Regions from separate parts of the Mus musculus genome. Here region 2 is linked to region 1. The links are chromatin loops, found by intact Hi-C in ENCODE. Cell type or tissue: left cerebral cortex. All regions are shown on one strand. Links, peaks and the distances in the headings refer to the core of each region. The heading gives the core; the rest is flanking DNA. Region 1 holds the start of Gm39421 (a long non-coding RNA gene). Region 2 has its middle 18 kb from the start of Iqcf5.

Evidence for each region. Peaks named below come from ENCODE experiments on the same cell type or tissue, not always from the same donor. Only the 100,000 strongest peaks of a DNase experiment are listed, where the experiment ranks them.
Region 2: a loop joins it to region 1, with 2.3 times the contacts of the local background. A loop is called at or near these places in 9 of 42 quality-filtered maps.

The regions. Positions count from the first base shown.
Region 1 is chr9:106,575,026-106,586,329 of GRCm38, reverse strand. It overlaps Gm39420 (a long non-coding RNA gene), which reads left to right. Exons shown (of 3, transcript XR_871142.2): 3 at 8,386-8,691. It overlaps Gm39421 (a long non-coding RNA gene), which reads right to left and starts at 6,059. Exons shown (of 3, transcript XR_871146.3): 1 at 5,897-6,059; 2 at 4,316-4,344; 3 at 2,874-3,667. In left cerebral cortex, for the core only: no CTCF peak of the experiment used is centred there; DNase peaks (open chromatin) are centred at 3,592 and 6,105; H3K27ac peaks cover 728 bases.
Region 2 is chr9:106,527,367-106,537,037 of GRCm38, reverse strand. It overlaps a transcript of Iqcf3 not described here. Among named protein-coding and RNA genes, the nearest start is that of Iqcf5, 18 kb to the right of the region's middle. In left cerebral cortex, for the core only: CTCF peaks have their summits at 5,005 (motif pointing left) and 6,227; DNase peaks (open chromatin) are centred at 1,025, 1,857, 2,247 and 4,987; H3K27ac peaks cover 1,474 bases.

The sequences.
Region 1 (11,304 bases), core at 1,608-9,607:
ACACCTATGGTCACTTGATCTTCGACAAGGGAGCTAAAACCATCCAGTGGAAGAAAGACAGCATTTTCAACAATTGGTGCTGGCACAACTGGTTGTTATCATGTAGAAGAATGCGCATCGATCCATACTTATCTCCTTGTACTAAGGTCAAATCTAAGTGGATCAAGGAACTTCACATAAAACCAGAGACACTGAAACTGATAGAGGAGAAAGTGGGGAAAAGCCTTGAAGATATGGGCACAGGGGAAAAATTCCTGAACAGAACAGTAATGGCTTGTGCTGTAAGATTGAGAATTGACAAATGGGACCTAATGAAACTCCAAAGTTTCTGCAAGGCAAAAGACACCGTCAATAAGACAAAAAGACCACCAACAGATTGGGAAAGGATCTTTACCTATCCTAAATCAGATAGGGGACTAATATCCAACATATATAAAGAACTCAAGAAGGTGGACTTCAGAAAATCAAATAACCCCATTAAAAAATGGGGCTCAGAACTGAACAAAGAATTCTCACCTGAGGAATACCGAATGGCAGAGAAGCACCTGAAAAAATGTTCAACATCCTTAATCATCAGGGAAATGCAACTCAAAACAACCCTGAGATTCCACCTCACACCAGTCAGAATGGCTAAGATCAAAAATTCAGGTGACAGCAGATGCTGGCTAGTATGTGGAGAAAGAGGAACACTCCTCCATTGTTGGTGGGATTGCAGGCTTGTACAACCACTCTGGAAATCAGTTTGGCGGTTCCTCAGAAAATTGGACATAGTACTACCGGAGGATCCAGCAATACCTCTCCTGGGCATATATCCAGAAGATGCCCCAACTGGTAAGAAGGACACATGCTCCACTATGTTCATAGCAGCCTTATTTATAATAGCCAGAAGCTGGAAAGAACCCAGATGCCCCTCAACAGAGGAATGGATACAGAAAATGTGGTACATCTACACAATGGAGTACTACTCAGCTATTAAAAAGAATGAATTTATGAAATTCCTAGGCAAATGGATGGACCTGGAGGGCATCATCCTGAGTGAGGTAACACATTCACAAAGGAACTCACACAATATGTACTCACTGATACGTGGATATTAGCCCAAAACCTAGGATACCCAAGATATAAGATACAATTTCCTAAACACATGAAACTCAAGAAAAATGAAGACTGAAGTGTGGACACTATGCCCCTCCTTAGAAATGGGAACAAAACACCCTTGGAAGGAGTTACAGAGACAAAGTTTGGAGCTGAGATGAAAGGATGGTCCATGTAGAGACTTCCATATCCAGGGATCCACCCCATAATCAGCATCCAAACGCTGACACCATTGCATACACTAGCAAGATTTTATCGAAAGGACCCAGATGTAGCTGTCTCTTGTGAGACTATGCCGGGGCCTAGCAAACACAGAAGTGGATGCTCACAGTCAGCTAATGGATGGATCACAGGGCTCCCAATGGAGGAGCTAGAGAAAGTAGCCAAGGAGCTAAAGGGATCTGCAACCCTATAGGCGGAACAACATTATGAACTAACCAGTACCCCGGAGCTCTTGACTCTAGCTGCATATGTATCAAAAGATGGCCTAGTCGGCCATCACTGGAAAGAGAGGCCCATTGGACACGCAAACTTTATATGCCCCAGTACAGGGGAACGCCAGGGCCAAAAAGGGGGAGTGGGTGGGTAGGGGATTGGGGGTGGGTGGGTATGGGGGACTTTTGGTATAGCATTGGAAATGTAAATGAGCTAAATATCTAATAAAAAATGGGAAAAAAATTTGGGACAGAGGTTTTTAATTGTAGCTTTAATTTCTGTCATAGTATAGGACTAGTTGTTTATCTATTTCATACTGAGAAAATTAAAATACTTTGTATTTTGAAATATTTGTCCATTTAGTCTAAGTTGACACACTTGTGTGATCAGAGTTGGTTTTGGTAAGTTGACATCTCTCTTCCATCTTCAATTGATCCTTCTCTCCTTGGTAAAAACAAAAAAACAAAAAAACAAAAAAAAATCAGAAGACAAACTTGCAATTCATTAAATTATCTTCATCTCATCAAGTTTTAATGATATAGTATGAGTCACTGGTTTCCTACACCATGGTTTATGTGGTGACTCATATATTTAGATCATAGTACTCTAAATATCCCCAGATGTGTTCAGCAAAAGCTCCTTCAGCCTGATGTCTATATTCTTTTGACACATCATCATGGTTGACCACAGAACATGTAATAAGCGCATCTTGCACTTGTATGCAACAGACTAGGAATTAGGTACTGTTTTTAGTTTTGTCCCATAGGTCTTAGAGGCTTCAGACTTGTGTTGAACTCTTCAACGTTGATTGTATTGGAGTTATCTCTCTCTCTCTCTATCGATATCTTGCTTTGTAAATTATAATTATTTCCTTTTGCTTACTTTATCCTTTTATAATCATATGGTTTCCTTCTTTGTCTTTTTGTAGTTATTTGTCTGATATAACTTACTCCTGCTCACTTTTGGTGTCTATTTGCCTGAAATAAATTTCCTAACTATTAACTTTTTTTGGTCTTCACTGGTGGAGTGAGTTTCTTGTAGATAGCGTCTCTGGGTCATTTTTCAACCATTCGAGTGAGGTATTTTATCTATTCACATTCAATGTTATGATAAGAATATGAATGTTTTGCAAATTTGTTCCTTTTCATCTTTCCTTCTCCCCACCCTCCTCCTTTTTTTGTGGTTTGGTGCTGTCTTGGTTCACATATCTTTGCTACCTTCATTCTATTGCTTTCCCTCAGTCACTCAACTAACTGTGAATACTCAACTTTTCTATTGATTCCCCTAATATTCTTATTTTTAAGGGTTAGATACTTGCTTTTTATTACTTAATGTTTTTTTAAATCAACTCCCCCACATTTGTGATCAATCCTACATTACTGTTGCTGGCCAGCCTACCCCCACATTGTGTGTGAGAAAACTTTTCTCGAGGAGATACAACATACACATCTACTCATCCCAAATAAGGAGCACATAACAAATCAAACTACAGATACCACCAAAGTCAACTTGATGAGCCACAAGTTTTACTGCAGTTAATTACAGAAATATGGGCAAGGGGTTACTTACAGGAACAGAAATGACCTAAACATAGCTGCCTCACCAAAGCCTAGCCCAGTGTGGATGACAGCTCACAAATCTGGGAACCTGGAGCACACTGCACAACCTACAAGAAGCTCAACAGGTTGGAGAGTGTCCTTTCCATGTGCCTCAGTTGGTCTAAACCTTTTTTCAAACAGCTCAACAGCTGGGTTGGTTTCTGCTTCTTCCCAGCAGTTATTCTGGTCTTAAGACTCTTTGCAGCTCAGCTTCATTTCCTTTGAGACCAACTCCCAGCTTTTATTGTTTACTCTGTCAAGGAAGAACCTTGTGAATCTGTTCAGTTTCAGAGACTTCCTGAAACTAGACTTGTTCCCCTTCTGCTAGAGTATAGAATGTTTCACTTCTTGGGAGAAGCTGATATATATAATAGTTTCCACCCTTTCCTCTGGCTCTTCTATTTTTTTCCACCCATCTTCTGCAGTGATCTAGGAGCTGTGAAGAGGATGGCTATAGATTGACTAAGAGATGAGTCACCATGACACTTGTTCTCAGGATCTTCATCACGGGTTGTGAGCTGAGGCTGGCAATAACTATCCTGTATGAGAGTGAATTAGACATTTAGAAGACAGTTTGACAGGTACATCATCCATGTAGAAAATCACAGAAGTTGCTTCTGCATTTGGACCTATGATCTGTTCAGTCATAGGTTTTTGTTCTAGTTTTCAGTACTAGGCTTGAACTCCCTCTCATGAAGTGGGCCTTAAATCCATTAGGAAGTCTGTTGGTCTTACACATGATAACTGAGCCACTATTGGACAAGCAGGCCCAGCATGTCAGTACCTTAGCACTCAGGGTTCAGAGCCAAGCAGGAATATTGATGACAGATCTCTACCCAGGGTCTGAATGGCCCCTTCTGGCTCAATGAAAGTCAGCCAGCAGGCTGGGAGTTTCCAACTCAGTCTCAGCTTAATTTCTCCATTCCTGGAGTCAAAGCATGTGGTATCTTCAGCAATAGGTTCTCACCACCTATTTCCGGTATACAACCAACCACAGTAGCAATAGCCTTTATGGTTTGTGGGCCCTCAGGGTCTTCTCTGGCCAACAGCTCATAGGAAGACATGGGTTGGGAGAGCTCCTGACACTGGATTTTCATTCCATAACCTTACAAACTTTGGGATTTTTTTTCTATTTCCTTTTAATTAACCCAGCTCCAGTTGCAAGATAGGAGAAAGCATCATTGTACCTGTTTGTCTCTCCAATGGCTTTCCAAATCTGCAAAACACGTAGGGGTTAGCATTAGTCACTATCTAAACAAAACCTTTCCGGAGGGTAGGCAAGACCAAACAACATGCTGAACCATTCCACAACAGACAGTGGGGCTACAAAGATAATCTTGGGGAAGCTCCATCAAAGTGCTTTGTCTTCTCTTCTGAAAAAATGTCAGGTGACCACGGAAGGTCACAGAAAGAAGATACTAAAGTAGAACATAAACCGCATAATACAGTATGGAAGGTTCCACCCGATCTTATCAGTTGCTTCCTCTACAGATCAAGTTTGAATAGGAAGCATGAATAGAAGGCGCTAACTTAATTGGTTTCCTATAATCCTCGGCCTTTCTCACTGAGGCGTTATAGTTACACATCCTGGAGCTCTTCTGTGTGGTAAAAAGTGGCCCACTTCAGTGTTGGAAAATCCACCGATGCCTGAGCTCAAAACCCCACCAATCCTGGAGCTTGAAATCCCACCAATCCCTGAACTCAAAAATCCCACCAATCCCTGGGCTTGCCTGGAAATCCCACTAATCTCTGCCCTGGAACTCTCCACCCTGGAAAACTCAGCTGACAAGAAACCCAATGTAAGCCTGTCTCCTCCTCAGTTCCCCGTTGCTTCTTTCCAAGCAGAGACAACCACCCTCCTGTCTTTCCTAATAAAGCTCTTGTGTGAGGTTTGTTGTACGGTGTGACTTTGTGTTATTAATTGGCTCCCAACTGCCAGGATACTTTTCCTTTCAGAGCTGCAATACTTCCTTTGGGGGAACGTGTTGGTAAATACTGCTACTTAAGGTCGAAGTCTACCATGTCTGGATAGCTCCTCTGAGCTCGGCTCAAAATGGAGGACTCCTTTTTTCCAGCACTGCTGCCCATTCTCTGACTTTGTTTAGGGAGCCAGACCTGAGGAAAGTTTTATAGCTTTTGGCAAACCAACAAATTCAGCTTCCTCTTTCCCCAATAAGAACCTGCCCAGCAAGGACCTGGGATTCCTGGAATGCCTCTCCATACAAACGAGGTATTCACAGTTAAGCTCCAAACAACGATTTTACGTCCACCATGAAAACTCCTCCCGCTCTCCAAGGTTCACATTATAGCCTCTGTTCACCCCAAAATATTGTGTATGGGCACCAGCTGTTTCACTGAAGATCTTCTAAGAGAGCCGTTTCATTGAGTATCTTCTAAGAGAGCTGTAACACTGAAATCCTCAGAAACGGCCCCTAGTCCCAGCTAGTCCAGAATCCAGCTTGGTGTGCAGCGGTGCCTGGACGCCCTGAAGGAGGAAATGGAGGATACAGAACTACAGCTGGTTCCCCAAAACACATACCACAGAAACCTTTTCCCTCGATGCTGCAACACTTGCATTGAGGAAACCTTTCCCCTCAGATCTGTAACCCTTAACATTGTCTACATTTATCCACACCTGATAGACTCAGCGAGCTGGACTTAATCTGCTCAGCTCTTTCACCCAGGACCTCCCCTCCTGCTCCTGTTAGCTCCCTGGGGGAGAGTGGTCTGTGGGTGCAGTTGTAGGTGTTACCTCCCACTCACCATACCTGCCTGTTGGAGGAGTTCCCACCTAGGCAAAGCAGCGCCACCTAGAATAATTTCCTGCTGGAAGGAAATGTGCTCTCCTTCGTCTGGGGGTAAAATTGCCCAGCTCTGGGGCAGGATGTATCAGCTTCCCCTGTATTCTTCTGTCATGGATGTTTTCCGCGAACAGCTCCACGGGCTTTAAAGCCCTCCAGAAGCTCTTTAGCATACAATTTGGCTATCTATCTGTTCTTTCCTTAGGAACTCCTACGCAACATAAATCCTGCCATATTTGTCTTCGGTAGAAGAAAATTCTCACAAATGACTAAAATCTGCTTCTTTTTTTTTTCCCCCACACACCAAAAGAAAATTTTTAAGTGCTGTTGACACAATCTCAGACATATCTGTGAAGAGGGAATCTTAACTGAAATAATGTTTCCATAAGTTTGACCTGTGGACAAGCCTGTGAAGTATTGTCTTGATGATTGATAATAGGAGGATCCAGTCCATCCTGTGCAGGTGGCCCTGGGCCGTATAAGAAAGAAAGATGAGGGCTGGTGAGATGGCTCGGTGGGTAAGAGCACCCGACTGCTCTTCTGAAGGCCAGGAGTTCAAATCCCAGCAACCACATGGTGGCTCACAACCATCTGTAATGAGATCTGACTCCCTCTTCTGGAGTGTCTGAGGACAGCTACAGTGTACTTACATATAATAAATAAATAAATAAATAAATAAATAAACAAATAAATAAATAAATCTTTAAAAAAAAAAGAAAGAAAGAAAGATGAGCAAGTCATTGAGAATAAGCAACTAAGCAGCAATCCTCCATGGCTTCTGCTTTAGTTTCCTACTCCAGGTTCCTGCTCTGACTTTCCTCGGTGGTAATGTGTGGTTTGAGAAGCATAAGATGAAAGTTGCCATTAGTCATGGTATTTTGTCATAGTATGAGAAGCCTGAGCTAAGACAGAAATTAGTACCAGGAGTGGGATGTTGCTGCAAGAGACCCAACCATGCTGTCTTTGAGGAAAGTGGAAGACTTTGAAACTTTGGACTAGAAAAGTATTTGAACTTGCTCTATAAAGAGGCTCTTGGGACATCCTAGTAGAAGCTTAGAAAACAGCGCTGAGAGCAATGTGGACAGTGGAGGCCCAGCTCAAGAGGTTTCGGGAGAAACGATATTAGCAGAAGACTATTCCTGTGATAACTGGCTGATTTCCCCGTTCCAGTCCTAGGGACTTGCTTGATTTCTTTGGTGAAGATTTCAAGACCACCTCATATTGACTCTGTCATGTAGTTATTGCTATCCATGCTTAGACCGGTCTACAGTGAAAATGAGCAAGTGAAGAAAAATACAAAATGTACCTTTTGAAGAAAAGAAAGAGCAAAAACTTAATGTTGCAGCCAAGGTTTGTGCTCAAAGAGATGAGATTAAGCAGAGGCCTGATCTGTCTTACAATAAAGAGTGTCTCAGAGCAAGACCCCTTCTAGCTAAGCTGCCAACTCCTGAAAAGGCCTAAGGGATTTTCTGCTCATGGAAAGAAACAACACACAGAAGTTGCTGCAAACGTGATTCAAGGACCCAGTCTCCATCCCAAGTTGGCCACCAAACTTGGCAATGTGACAAGGAGTCAAGAATAAAGGGGTCATCGAATCTAATGCAGTTTTAGAGAGCAACAAAGGACAGGCAATGTATGATAGGGTAGTCTCTTCATGAGGACTCTGAGAGTGCAATAGGGACCAATGGGTCACTGTATGAGGTTGTGGAGGTGAAGCCTGCATCACATTAGAGACCCCAAGACATTGGATATGTCTCGGGCATGATGTAGCTGCCAAAGAGTCAGAACAAAGAAATGTATGTTGCAGGCAGCAAAGTTAGAAGTGTGGGGCTATCTAAGCCCACTGGCATCAGACACAGAGCTACAATTTGGCCTTTGTCCTGCCAGGGTATGGTCTTGCTTTTGTGTTAGTCTCAAACACAGGACTAATGGCTAACTGGAGGTGCCTATTAACATATAATGTGGATATTTTCACTCCTAGTGAAATTTCCCCCAGCATCCTTCAGTCCCTAATTGTTACAGGGCCCTCCTGGCTGGCATAACTCACTCCTTATACTAAACTCTATAGCCCAGGGGCTGGGCTGCCCTGCCCCATATAATCCAGCTAATGTGGTTACATCTGTCCTTTTTACTTCTTGGCCTCTTAGGTACCGTCCTTAGACTTTGGGCTCTCCCCACCTCCTCTCCCCTGTCTCCTCGTAGGGCCCAGCTCGGTTTGCTGGCCCTGTCCACTCTACTTTTCCATATGTCTCTGCCCCTGCCTCTAATTGTATTCTTCTTCATATCTATAATAAAAGCCTCAACCCCTTAGAAGCAATCATGTCTACCTTTGATTTCTTTTTCTTATTCACTTTAGCCCAGTATGTCCTCACTCGCTCCATTCTTTTGGAATAGAGATGCATATTCTGTGCCATTATATGTTGAAAGTATCTCATTAGCTTTTTGTGATTTTGCAGGAACTTGCCATCAAGAGTGCCTGGACGCTCTGCCCTTCTAAACTGTGTGGAGACTGTGAAGGATTATGGAGACTTTTGCAGGTGGATTCAATGCGGTTTGCATTTTGATGGAGCCCCGAGAAGAAGTGGAGGGACTGTTGTGGTTTGAATAAAAGTTCTTCCCGCACCGTAGGCTCAGACCTTTGGAAGCTTGGTCCCCAGTTGGTGACACTGTTTGGGAGGTTTAGGAGGTGTGGCTTGCATTTATCATTGAGGGCGGGTTCCCTCTGCTTCCTACTTGAGGTTGTTTTGTTCCTGAGGTCATGTCTCCCTAATGTCACTCTTACAACCATGATGGATCCCACCCCTTTAGAAGTGTTGGGGTCTGTGAATTGCCATACAAACCACTCAGACATGGATCTCAGTCAAACAAGGGTGGTTTATTGAATACCACACTCCAAGACTGATCGATCAGTGCCACGAGTAAGACATGGGAACTAACTGTAACAAGATCCTATAGGGCTTTTTGAGTCCAAGATCTACAAACATCTGTGCCAAATTATTCCACCAATCAGGATTTAGGGATAGGGAATTTCCTTAGGAAATTCTTTGTTGTACATTTGTTCTATTTCCATTGGTTGGGGGTATTCAACTGTGATGGGGGACTTGCTTTGCCTGACATTCATGTCTTAACTTGTCAACCAGAATGGGACTTGCCTAACATTCATGTCTTAACTTGTCAATCAGTATGTCGGTTACCCATGTCCATGTCTCTTTCTGCCAAGCAGGGTGTCAGTTCCCAGGGAGGTCTTGGGAACTTAAACTTTACTCCACTTCCACTCAAAATGGAAGTCTTATTCCAAATAGCTTCTTATATTGGTGCAGGTGTCTCTCTTCTTGTGCTGGGGTCCATCCCAGGATAGCCTATAAAAGCAAATACCATAAAAGCCTTTACCCAGGTGCAGGAAGTGCTGCTGGGTGGTTGGTTCAGGTCCAAGCTTATTGTGGGCAACTATATAAAGCACTTCTACTGAATTCTATCATGATTGGTTTCCAGGGGCACAGAACATATCAGAATATGTAATTAACTTGGGCATGAGAAAGTTTCCTAGTAACAGCAGAAACAACATATGAGAAAAATGTCCTTACAATATTAGTAACAGCACAAAATGAAAGGCTAGATAGGTAACAGTTACCCATGCCTTCACATTCCATCTAGGCCTTAACATTCCATCTAGGCCTTAACAGGAACTGTACACCTACATAACCGTTTCATCCTATTAGTGGCCTTGGCCACTGCATTCCCCCACAGCAATAAGAAAGTAACTAATACAGTCACTCTCTCTAGGGAAATGTCTGGCTTTGGGAAGCATGGAAAAGCCTGGTGCCAAGTGACAACTTGACTCAGGAATGCCCCTGCCCAAGAGACCATATATTCCCAACAGCTCATTCCACAGAAATGGGAGAACCCAGGGTTTCAGTGTTGGTCACCCGTATACCCCTCTGTAAAGAAGTATTGCAGAGAAGATTTTCTGTCATTGATGAGAGGGTCTAAGAGAGATTCTTTAGGAAAACTAGCATAAGCCAGCCAGCTAACTGAGTCACTCTGACTGAAAACAGATGGAGCCAGACATATCATGAGATGCTGGAATTGTGAAGAAGAAATAAAGCCAATAGTTAGCTCCAGGGGAGTAAGTCAGACTCTCAGCAGCAACAGCAGAGCAGAGAGTGAGGACCAACATCCCTACTTCCTGGAGAAATCTCTTCTTAAGCATCAATTATAAATGCACCCCAAATGCTATACATTGTGAGGGGGAAATGTAGGACCGTGTTTTATGTGCAAAGACCCAGCAAGTTTCCAGCATGGCCTCTAAGTCATCACTGGGCTCGAGAACAGTGACAAGCCTCAGGAAAAGTGACACAGGAAGCAGCTATGTATGTCCCCAATTGTGCCGCTATAGAAAAATCATACAAAGGATCTTTCATGAAGACTATTGCTTGGGAGATAGCTCTGTAGGTAAAGTGCTTGCCTTATATGAACCAGGACATAAGTTCCATTCCTATAACCCACACTAAAAAGCTGAGCACGCACACATAAAAGAGAGCACCAAGCCGAGAGGGGATAGAGGTGGGGGTGGATCTTAGAGGAGGTAGGAGAGGAGTGGGGGTGAATGTGTTCAACGCACACTGTATACAATTATCAAAGAATAATTTGTTTTTAAAACCGGGTGGACTGACATGTACTTGGAATATCAACACTGGGGTGATGGAGTCAGGTGGATCCCTGAGGCTCACTAGCCAGGTAGACAACCCTACTTAACAAACTATAGCCTAGTGGTTCTCAACCTCTGGATTGAGGCTCCTTTGGCAACCCTTCTTGAATGAAAAGAAAGAGAGAGAGAGAGAGAGAGAGAGAGAGAGAGAGAGAGAGAGAGAGGAAGGAAGGAAGGAAGGAAGGAAGGAAGGAAGGAAGGAAGGAAGGAAGGAAGGAAGGAAGGAAGAAAGAAAGAAAGAAAGAAAGAAAGAAAGAAAGAAAGAAAGAAAGAAAGAAAGAAAAAAAGAAAGAAAGAAAGAAGAAAGAGAGAGAGAGAGAGAGAGAGAGAGAGAGAAGAGAGAGAGAGATTCTAGGTATGGTGGAGGAGAAAGTTTACTGTAGATAAAAGAGCATGGTCAATGATAGGGACATCTGGGAGAGTGAACGTGACCCTGAGCGGAGAGGAGAAAAGAGGGGAAAGGAGAACCGGATGCAACAGCCAGGAGGCCCAAAAGAGAGTAAACTAAATGGATCAGGTCACCAAATGGTTATATTATATAGGGAAGGACAGCCCAGCCTCTGGGGCTGGAAGATCTAGGATAGTGGACAGGGTATGCCAACTGGGAGGGCCTTTTAACAGATGGGGGCTGAGGGATGCAGGAGAGCCAGGAGGTCAAGTCTGCTTT
Region 2 (9,671 bases), core at 9-8,008, 48 kb after region 1:
TTGTACTGCTAATAGTTTGTTAAAATAGTTTTCCACTCCCTAAAAAGTATTCAGTATAGAATCCAATAAAAGAATTAAATATAGAGCTGGGTATAGTCGTGCACACCTCTAATCCCAGCAGTTGGAAGGCAGAGGCATGGAAGATCTCTGTGACTCTGAGGCCAGCCTGGTCTACATAATGAATTCCAGGACATCCAGGGCTACATAGAGAGATCCTGGCTCAAAATAATGATAATGATGATGATGATGATGACGACAATGATGATAAAGTAAATAAATAAGCATTGAGCCAGATATAGTGACACATGCCTGTAATCTTAGCATATAGGAGGTAAAAGTAGGAAGATCAGGAGTTCAAGGCCACCCCCAGCTACATGACAGTCTATCTCAAAATATAAAATAAGAACATTGACACTATATCAATTAAATGGTGGCAGCTTATTTCCTCAGCATAGCTGTTGAGTATGGCATTGAGTTTTGGTCCAAGTTCAAAGACAGTAGCATTGATCTAGTAAAGCTATGTAGCTTTCTAGCCACTCTGGGACACTTGGGTGACAAATTAGACCATCAAATAGACAAAGCTGAATGCTGGGCTACCCTAGCTGTGTCCCAGACTGAATAATTGCTTCTCCGTACACATATTATATTGCGATAGTTGGACATACAGCTTAGGTCTCTATTTTTTCCAGAAAGCTTTTTAAAAAAAAAAAAGTCAAGTCAGGCATGGTGTTGCACACCTGTAATCCTAGAACTACAGGGGTCAAGGCAGGAGAGTTATAAGTTCAAGACCAGTCTGGGCTACACAGAGAGATCCTATTTTAGGGTTTATTTTTAGGTTTTACCATTTTAGTATATCATGGCTGAGAAGGCATGGCAGGGCAGCTCAGCTGCTGGCAGGGGACTGTGTGGTAGAAGCTGCCACCACCGTGCAGATCAGGATGCAAAAACCAACAGGACTCATCATGAGCCAGACTAAGACCGTCTAAGGCATCCCCCGACCGACCTACTTCCTCCAGCTAAGACCCACCCCCTACAGACCTACTTCCTCCAGCTAAGACCCACCCCCTACAGACCTACTTCCTCCAGCTAAGACCCACAAACTAAAGATGCCACAGACTTTGAAAAGAGCTCTATCAGCTCCCTAACAAGCCTTCCAGACAAGATCCTGTGGCAGACCTTTCAAATGGACTCACGGTGTTCACCGTTCATATTTCGGTCAGGCTGCAGGCTACACACAAGAGCATGTTAGCCTAATTATGATCCCAGCAAACCCTCCATAGATTCTCAAAAACTTGTCTGTCATAGTCCCAAGAAACTCAATTGCTCCATATTAAATAACATCACTTTCTTTTTAAACTGTAGGGAGAACATTTTAGCTGCTTTGTGAGCCTTTTTTATTACACCTCTCTCTGTTTTTTTAAAGCTTTATCCAATATTAGAATTCCTTCTCAAGTTCCTGAAGTGACATTTCGCCCTTAATACAATATTTCTAAAAATGAGAAGTTTTTTTTTTAAAAAAAAATTCAACATTTCAAAATATAATGGGAATGTTCTAAGCATTTAAAAAAAGATCCCAACTAAAATGCATACAGAAACACAAGAGACTCTGAGCAGGCTAAAGACGCTGTGAATGAAGAAGTTCCTGGTCTTAAAAATCGGGGGGGGGGGGCCGAGTGGGGGTAAGTTAAAAAGTGGCCAAAAAAGACATTTTCTTCCAAAGAAAACATAGCTGGCCAACAGGTACATGGAGAGGTAGTCAGCGTCACTAGCCGTCTGGGAACTAGAGACCAAAATCACAATGAGCCATCATCACCTGACATCTGTTCAGATGGTGATCATCCAAAAGACAGGGGACAGAAAGTGTGGGTACGGGTGTCGAGAGAAATCGGGACGGCCATATGGGAAACAATATGGAAGAGCCTTTTAAAAAAATAATAAAAATAGAACTACCATGTGACCCAGAAGCATGTTCTAGAGGACATTCCCGGGGGACATAAGTATCTAGAAGGGACAGCATCTCTCGTATGCACGTGGCATGGCAGCCTCCCGGCTTTGCACCCCCCCCCTCCCCGCCCCCAGGCCAGTATTACAGGTATGTGCCACCTCACTGGGATGTTTTATGTAGGTGGCAGAGATCCAAACTCAGGTCTTTCATGCTGTGTGTCTCACACTGTCAGACTGTCTGCCCACAGAATGAAAGAAAATGTTTCATGTACATAGGTCAGATCAACTCGTGTCTACTATGTAACAACTCATAAAATAAAATTCTGAGGCGCCTGACTGGAGCTTCTGAGTCAAGGCTAAGGAAAGCAGCTTGGCCCTGGCAACAGTGTGGCGGGGCCTGGACCCTCCCTTCCAGGCCCACCAGACAAACTCCAGCCCTGAACACTAGCTCCTGGAGAGCCTTGACCAGAACGGCTGGGATTGCATCCTGCGTCTTTCGGGAGAGGCTGCCGGGCAAGGTGACCTTTAGCACAATGATGCTCAAGTGTTTCAGAGAACCAAATTATGAAAGATGACTGTGCTGTTTGAATAAGAATGGCCTCCTCCGGCTCAAGCATTTGAATGCTCAGAGAGTGGCACTACTTGAAAGGATTAGGGGGTGTGGCCCTGTTGGGGTAGGTGTGGCCTCATTGGAGGAAGCGTGTTACTGGGGGTGGGCTTTAAGGTTTCAAAAGCCCACGCCAGGCCCAACATCTCTCTTCCTGCTACCTGAGAATCCAAATGTAGAACTTTCTATTTCTCCAGCAATGTGTCTGCCTGTTGTACCACCATGCTCCCCGCCATGATGATAATGGACTAAACTTCTGAAACTGTAAGCAAACCTCCAATTAAATGCTTTCTTTTATAAGAGTTATGGTGGCCTTGGCATCTCTTCTCAGCAAAAGTACAGTAACCAAGACAATGGCCATAGAAGATCTGTTTTTAGACACTTCCAAACAAACTATAAGGATCAGTTCATCCACTTGGCAAATGCAAATGGAGCAGATCTCACCAAAGAAGGTTGACTGGGCACCTCATTCACTTTTTCGTGAGTACCACTGTGTGCATGCTGTGCACCTATGTGGAAGCGCCCTGGAGGACTGCCACAAGCTAGCCTCTGATGGGATGGAGGAGTCTGATGTCCAGGAGGACCTTCATAGACTAAATCCCTCGAACTTTGTGAATGACACCTTCCCACACTGAGAATGACAGTCTGAAGTTCAGCCTTGTGGCAGAACTCATTTCTTCCTCTTTTCCCTCCCCCTTTTCTGCCTCAACTTTTCTTGCTGTCTCTGCCTGCTCTCCCCTGCCCCCCAGACTACTGTGACTTTAAAGAAAATCTCACAAGGCCCACAACCAGATAAAAAGCTACAGACAGTTAATGACAAAGAGGAAAAAAAAAATCAGTCTTCCTCGAGGATAAACTCCCTAATTGGTTATCCACTGCTAAGTGCTTAGCCAACAAAAAACAAAACATGCATACAAGGAACACAGGAAGGGTTGGAGGGAAAAGAGAAAAGGAGAAGATATTCTTCAGTACATGACTAGATTTTTTTAATTTAATATTTTTAAAGGCACAAATTAAAAATAAAAATAATGGAAGGGCCCATGGGCTACTAGGGTCCCTGACTCAGTGGCTTTAAAAGGGACTAAACATGTAAGCGAAAAATTGTATTTGCTTTAATCCCAGCACTTGGGATGCAGAGGCAAGATAGAGCTCTTTGAACTCAAGGCCAGCCTGGTCTACATAGTGTGTTTCAGGCCATCCAGGGCTATGTAGAGAGACCCTTTCTAGAAATACATACATACATACATACATACATATGCTTTATTTGTCATTGAGAATAAAATGGTGTGTATTGTATTCATTTATATGTTAGTATAACATACAATAGCCATTCCTCCTGCTCATGACTCCCTTTCATGCTTCATGACCCCTCCACATATATACACACATGCATACAGATGTACACACATACGTGTTTTTAAATCTAGCTTATGTGTGCATATAAGGGAAATGAGATAAATTTTATGGTTTAGTTTTGTTCTATGTGCATTGGTGTTTTGCCTGCACATATGTCTGGGGGGGTGGTATCAGATCTTAGAGTTACAGATAGTTGTAAGCTGTCGTGTGGGTGCTAGGAACCAAATCTGGTCCTCTGGAAGAGCAGTCAGTGGTTACTGAGCCATCTCGCCAGCCCCTGAGGTATTTAAATTTTTTAATTAAAAATCCAGGTGTTGGGCTGGCGAGATGGCTCAGCAGGAAGCACTGACTGCTCTTCCAAAGCTCCTGAGTTCAAATCCCAGCAACCACATATGGCTCATGACCATCTGTAATGAGATCTGATGCCCTCTCCCAGTGTGTCTGAAGACAGCTACAGTGTACTTATTTATTATAATTTAAAAATCTAAAAAAGAAAAAAGAGAAAAAGAAAAATCGGGGTGTTGTGAAGCCCCTGCTCTGTCTGACCCGGTGGCATGGTGGAAGAAAACAGAGCATGCGCGGTAAATACAAGACGTGCCCGGAGTCAAGAGTAACGCAATGACCCCTATGGAATAGGAATGCTTTTTGTTGTTATTGTATTTTTAGACAGACTTTCTCTATACAGTTCTGGATATCCTGAATTCACTGTATAGACCACGCTGGCCTTGAAACTCACACATTTGCCTGTCTCTGTCTCCCTAGTGCTGGGATTAAAGGCGACTGTCCCAGCATCTGGCTGGGACGACTCTTATTTAAAATAGCTTTGTAGTTCTTGTTCTAAATCCTGCTTTCTAGGCGCTGATGGAACTGCTATTTTTTTAATGTGTTTTTTTCCTACAAAATATCTATGGGACTATTGGACAGAATGGATTCTTAAGGCTTCTGTATTGCTATTTGTCTTTTATACTGTATCTTTAAACTGCAATTTAAGTTTTATTCATTTATTATTTTAGGCGAGAGGCGGTGCTATGGGTGTGTGTGAGGTGCCCACAGAAAGCCTGCCTCCTTGTGGGCAGAGCTGGGGAATCAGCTCTCTCCTGACACCTTGTGGATAACAGGATGAAGCGCAGACTATTACCCTTGTATGCAAGTGCCTCTCTACCCACTTAGCCTGCTCTTTAGCCCTATGTTACTGTATTTTTAAGTTCTTTTAACCCCCTCCAAAATCTAAAAAATAAATTAAAATATGTAAAAGATATAAAAATGGGAAGTTCTCCAAAGACACAAATGGCCAATAAGCACACAAAATATATTGAACAGTATTAATCTCAAAAGCATATATATGGCTAAAAAAGATGTGGTTGTATGTGACTTGAATTTCAGCACTCAGTGGGCAGATGCAGGTGGCTCTCTTCTGAGTTTGAGGCAAGTCTGGTCTACCAGATAGTTCCAGGACTGCCAGGGCTATTTAATGAGAACTTGTCTCAAAAAAAAAAAAATTAAATACATCTTCTCTTATATTCATAAAGAACCTAGGTTTAAATATACATGAGCCTTGCTGCAGGAGGAGCCATTGTTGATGTCCGTGGTCCATGTTGATGTCAGAGGCTGCGGTCTGTGGTCTGTGTCCCTGCTAGAGGCCAGGCTGCTGTCCATGGTCTGTGCTACTGCTGAGCACCGTGTTGATTTGTGTGGCCTGTGCTGCCACCCGAAGCGAGGCCGTGTTAATGCCCACAATTCGTGCTGGGCCTGGGGGTGGCACTGATGTCCAGTGGCCATGTTACCACCGAAGTCCACAGGGATGTCTGTGGACTGTGTAGCCACATGTCCATGGAGCATGCTATAGCCAGAAACCGCATGGAAGTCCGCAATTTGTGCTGCCACTGACTAACAGGCCAGAAAGCTGCTTCTGCTGACATTGATGACCGCAGACTCATAGTGGAGAATGAAGGACATAGAAGGCTTCTGATACAACCTTTCTCCCCACAGCCTCAAAAAGAAACAATGTAGACAGGAAGCCATTGAAGAGAACTCTTAAAAACTATGACAGGGATGCCGAAGTGTAGCTCTTCACAGTTGCTGGCGTCTTGTGGGGGTGTGGTAGAGAAAGAACTCAGTCACCTTCAAGGGGCTGGCCACTGGAAGTTTGAGCGTGCTCCCATGAGCAACACAAGTTGAACTTGGGTTTTTATTATTGTTGTTGTTTCTCGTTGTTGTTTTGGAGGATGTCACAGTGGCAGAAGCTGGACCTGAGAGGACCAGGAAGTGAATGTGATTGGAATGTAATATATGAAATTCCCAAATAATAAATAAGAACATTTAAGTTAGAAAAAATATGTAGGGTGCTGGAGAGATGGCTCAGTGGTTAAGAGAGGTCACGAGTTCAATTCCCAGCAACCACATGGTGGCTTCTTCTCTGATGCCCTCTTCTGGTGTGTCTGAAGACAGCTAGAGTGTATTCATTAAAATAAATAAATAAATAAATCTTTAAAAATAATATGTGCCTTTATCTATACTTACATGTGTATTTATATGCCTGGAGGGAACAAGAAAGAGAATTGTGGGATGGAAGGGAGAAATGTTTTTAAGTATAATATTTTTTACTAATTCTGTGAGAATTTTATACATTTTTCAGTTGTATTCACCCCCTCCTTCCCCTAACTCCTCCTAGACCCATTCCTCCCCCTCCAGATAATCTAAAAAATATATAGTAAAAAGAAAAACTGAAAACTTGAAGATGATACCCCTACACATTCAGTAGGATAATTAATAACAAGAGGTAATAAAAATATGAAAGAGTAAGAACTTACATACACACCAGCAGAAAATTTAAATGGCTGATCCCTATGGGGGAAAAAAAGTGCCTCTGCTCTTCAATGACTAAATAGAGTTAACCATGAGGCAGACGTTCAATCCCTATACAGCAAAACGAAAGATACTCACAGAAAACTTGTACATGGGTATTTATAGATACATTATTCATAATAGCCCAAAGATGAAATCAAATAGCACAGATGCCCATGAAAGGGTGGACATTTAAATAGAATGTGGTATGTCCATGCAGTGGACTATTACTTAGCAGTAAAAACATCAAGGACTGACACATACTGCAACAGGGATAAATTGTGAAAACATTCAGTAAGTGAAAGAATCCAGACACAACAGAATGCACACGTAATTCTAGTAAGAAATACTAAAGTGCTGGCCTTACAGATGTCTGCCACCAAGCCTGTCCTCATGAAATTCTTTCTATTTAACTTTTTATTGATTCTGTGTGAAGGTCCACATCATGTACCTCAATCCCAGCCATCCCCCATCTGCCCCCCACCCTTGCAACCTCCCCCACAAAAATAAAGATAGAATTTTAAACACACACACCTCTTGGAGTGGAAGCAGTGTGCACGATCTGTCCCGCAGTGTAGCCTTTTGTCCACACATCTTTACTTACAAGTGTTCCTTGCAGTGAGTCATTGGTTTGTTTTGAGGCCCCAGGTTTCTGTTACGTTATCAATACTGGATCCACACGGGGACTCCTCTTGGAAGATCCTGCAGCTTTGGATCTGCAAGACTGGACCCATTACTCCAGCAGACAGATTATAAATGGGGTAGCTGTTGGGGTGGACCAACTCAAAACCCTGGATCTGGGCCTGGGAGGTAACTGAGCTAGTCAGCCCACCAACTCTCCTGTGCCTGCATCACCAGGGTGAGTGAGCTATTCGCTGGCTAGCTCACCCAATGCCACAGCTGGCAAGGGGCAAGGTCGGCTCTCCTGCTCTCACACCCTCAGGCTAGCTCACCCTTGCCTTCACCACTAGGGCCAGCTTTACTCTCCTGCCCAGGTGAGGGGCAGGGCCAGCTCTCCTGCTTTCGTGACCTCAGGGTCAGCTCTCCCACCTGCCGTAAGCAGTGATGTACGAAGTGGGAAGGACATCTTTCCCTTGCCCAAGCCACCCCACCATAAACTAGAAGCAGAAACGGCTCTCCCTCACTCATGCCTTCAGGGCTGGCTCAACCACTCCCTCATATCCGGATCGGCTCTACTGTGTTGCCCCAGATAAAGGGTGGCGCCAGTTCTGAGTGTGGTGGCTGGGGAAGAATGGGACCAGCTTAGCACAGTGTGGGCAGCAGTCCAGACCAGGTACATCTGCATGGCCTTTGGTGCTAACATGGGCCTGTGATGTCAGCACAAACCCTGAGTGCCATAAGACAGCAGACCCAGACATGGCCCCTGGCTGCAGTATGGGCCCTTATGTCCCCATAGCCTCAGGTGACAGCATAGGTTACTCAGATCAGCATGGGCCCCTGTGGCAGCACACAGCCTTCAGACACCACATGGTCTCCGTAACAGCCCAGACCATGGATATCCTTTGGTTTTTGGTGATCACTTGGACAATAGACATTGACAGAGATCCAGCTGCAACAAGACCACTGATCCAAGCATGGCCTTGGTAGCAGCCTGGGCCAGGACCTCCCCGTGGCCTCCCTGTATCTGCCTGTTCCTCACCACGGTCAAGTCTCCAGTTCCACCAATCTCCACAGTGCATGAACCCCGTGGCTTCTCTCTGTCTTCTACCTCTGCCCATTGTATGCCGTCTTTCCCATCTCCCCACCACATAACCATCCATCACAGCGCCCCACCCCCCAAGACAGGTGCTTGGGTGTCTTTCTTCCAGCTGCCCTGGTCAGTCACCCATAACATTCTTGATGGAAATTCTTATCTTTTGGGATGGGATTTTTTAATAAGTAGCATCTGAATTTCTAGATTTTATAAAAGATTCAGATTGGATCTTGGTGCCTATTTATGGTAGGTCTTTAATGGCCTTCTCCGTGGGTTCTGGGTCTCTGTATTAATCTGCATCTACTGTAAAAGGAAGCATTTTTGATAAAGAGTTGAGAGGTTCACTAATGTATGGGGAGGTTTGCTACTATGACCAGTTAGCAGAATAATATTACTAGGCTCTCCCCTAGGACCTAGGACCTAGCCTGCCCTGGGCTCTTGGCCAAGTTAATGCCAAGCATGGGTTCCGTCTTGTAGGATATGCTTAAAATCCATTCTGAAAGTAGTTAGTTACTCCAATAATATTTGTGGCATCACTGTACCAATGTCTATATCTTGTCAGATCAGTTGTTCTCGTAGCTTGCAGGGTTCCCAGCTGGATAGGACTATTGAACACTTTTCAAAGGCATACAGCCTCTGAGCATTATGAAAGACAGCCAGTAGAACTGAAGCCTCTAGTTCTGACTACAGAAATACTTGTACATCCATGTTCATCAATACTTACTCACATAGGAACCAGTGTGCCTAGATGTTTACCAGTTGATGATGGGTAATGAGAATGTGGGATATAAGCGGAACTGAATTTTATTCAAGGGTTAAAAAAAAATTATAATCCCTCTGGGTAGATGGATGGAACTAGAAAGTATTCTACTGAGTGAAGTAACCCAGGCTCAGAAAGACAAATGCATGCTACATTATATTCAAAGAACCTAGCTTTGAATGTTTAGATTTGTTTTTTTTTTCCATTGGAATGCCTGTAGAGGTGAGAAAGAGGCCACTTGGAGACAGACCTTAAGAGAGGAAGGTCAGTAGGACATATGTTATATTAAAGTAAATGGGCTGGGAAGATGGCTCAGCGGTTAAGAGCACCGACTTCTGAAGGTCCTGAGTTCAAATCCCAGCAATCACATGGTGGCTCACAACCATTTGTAATGGGGTCTGATGCCCTCTTCTTGTGTGTCTGAAGACAGTGACAGTGTGCTCACA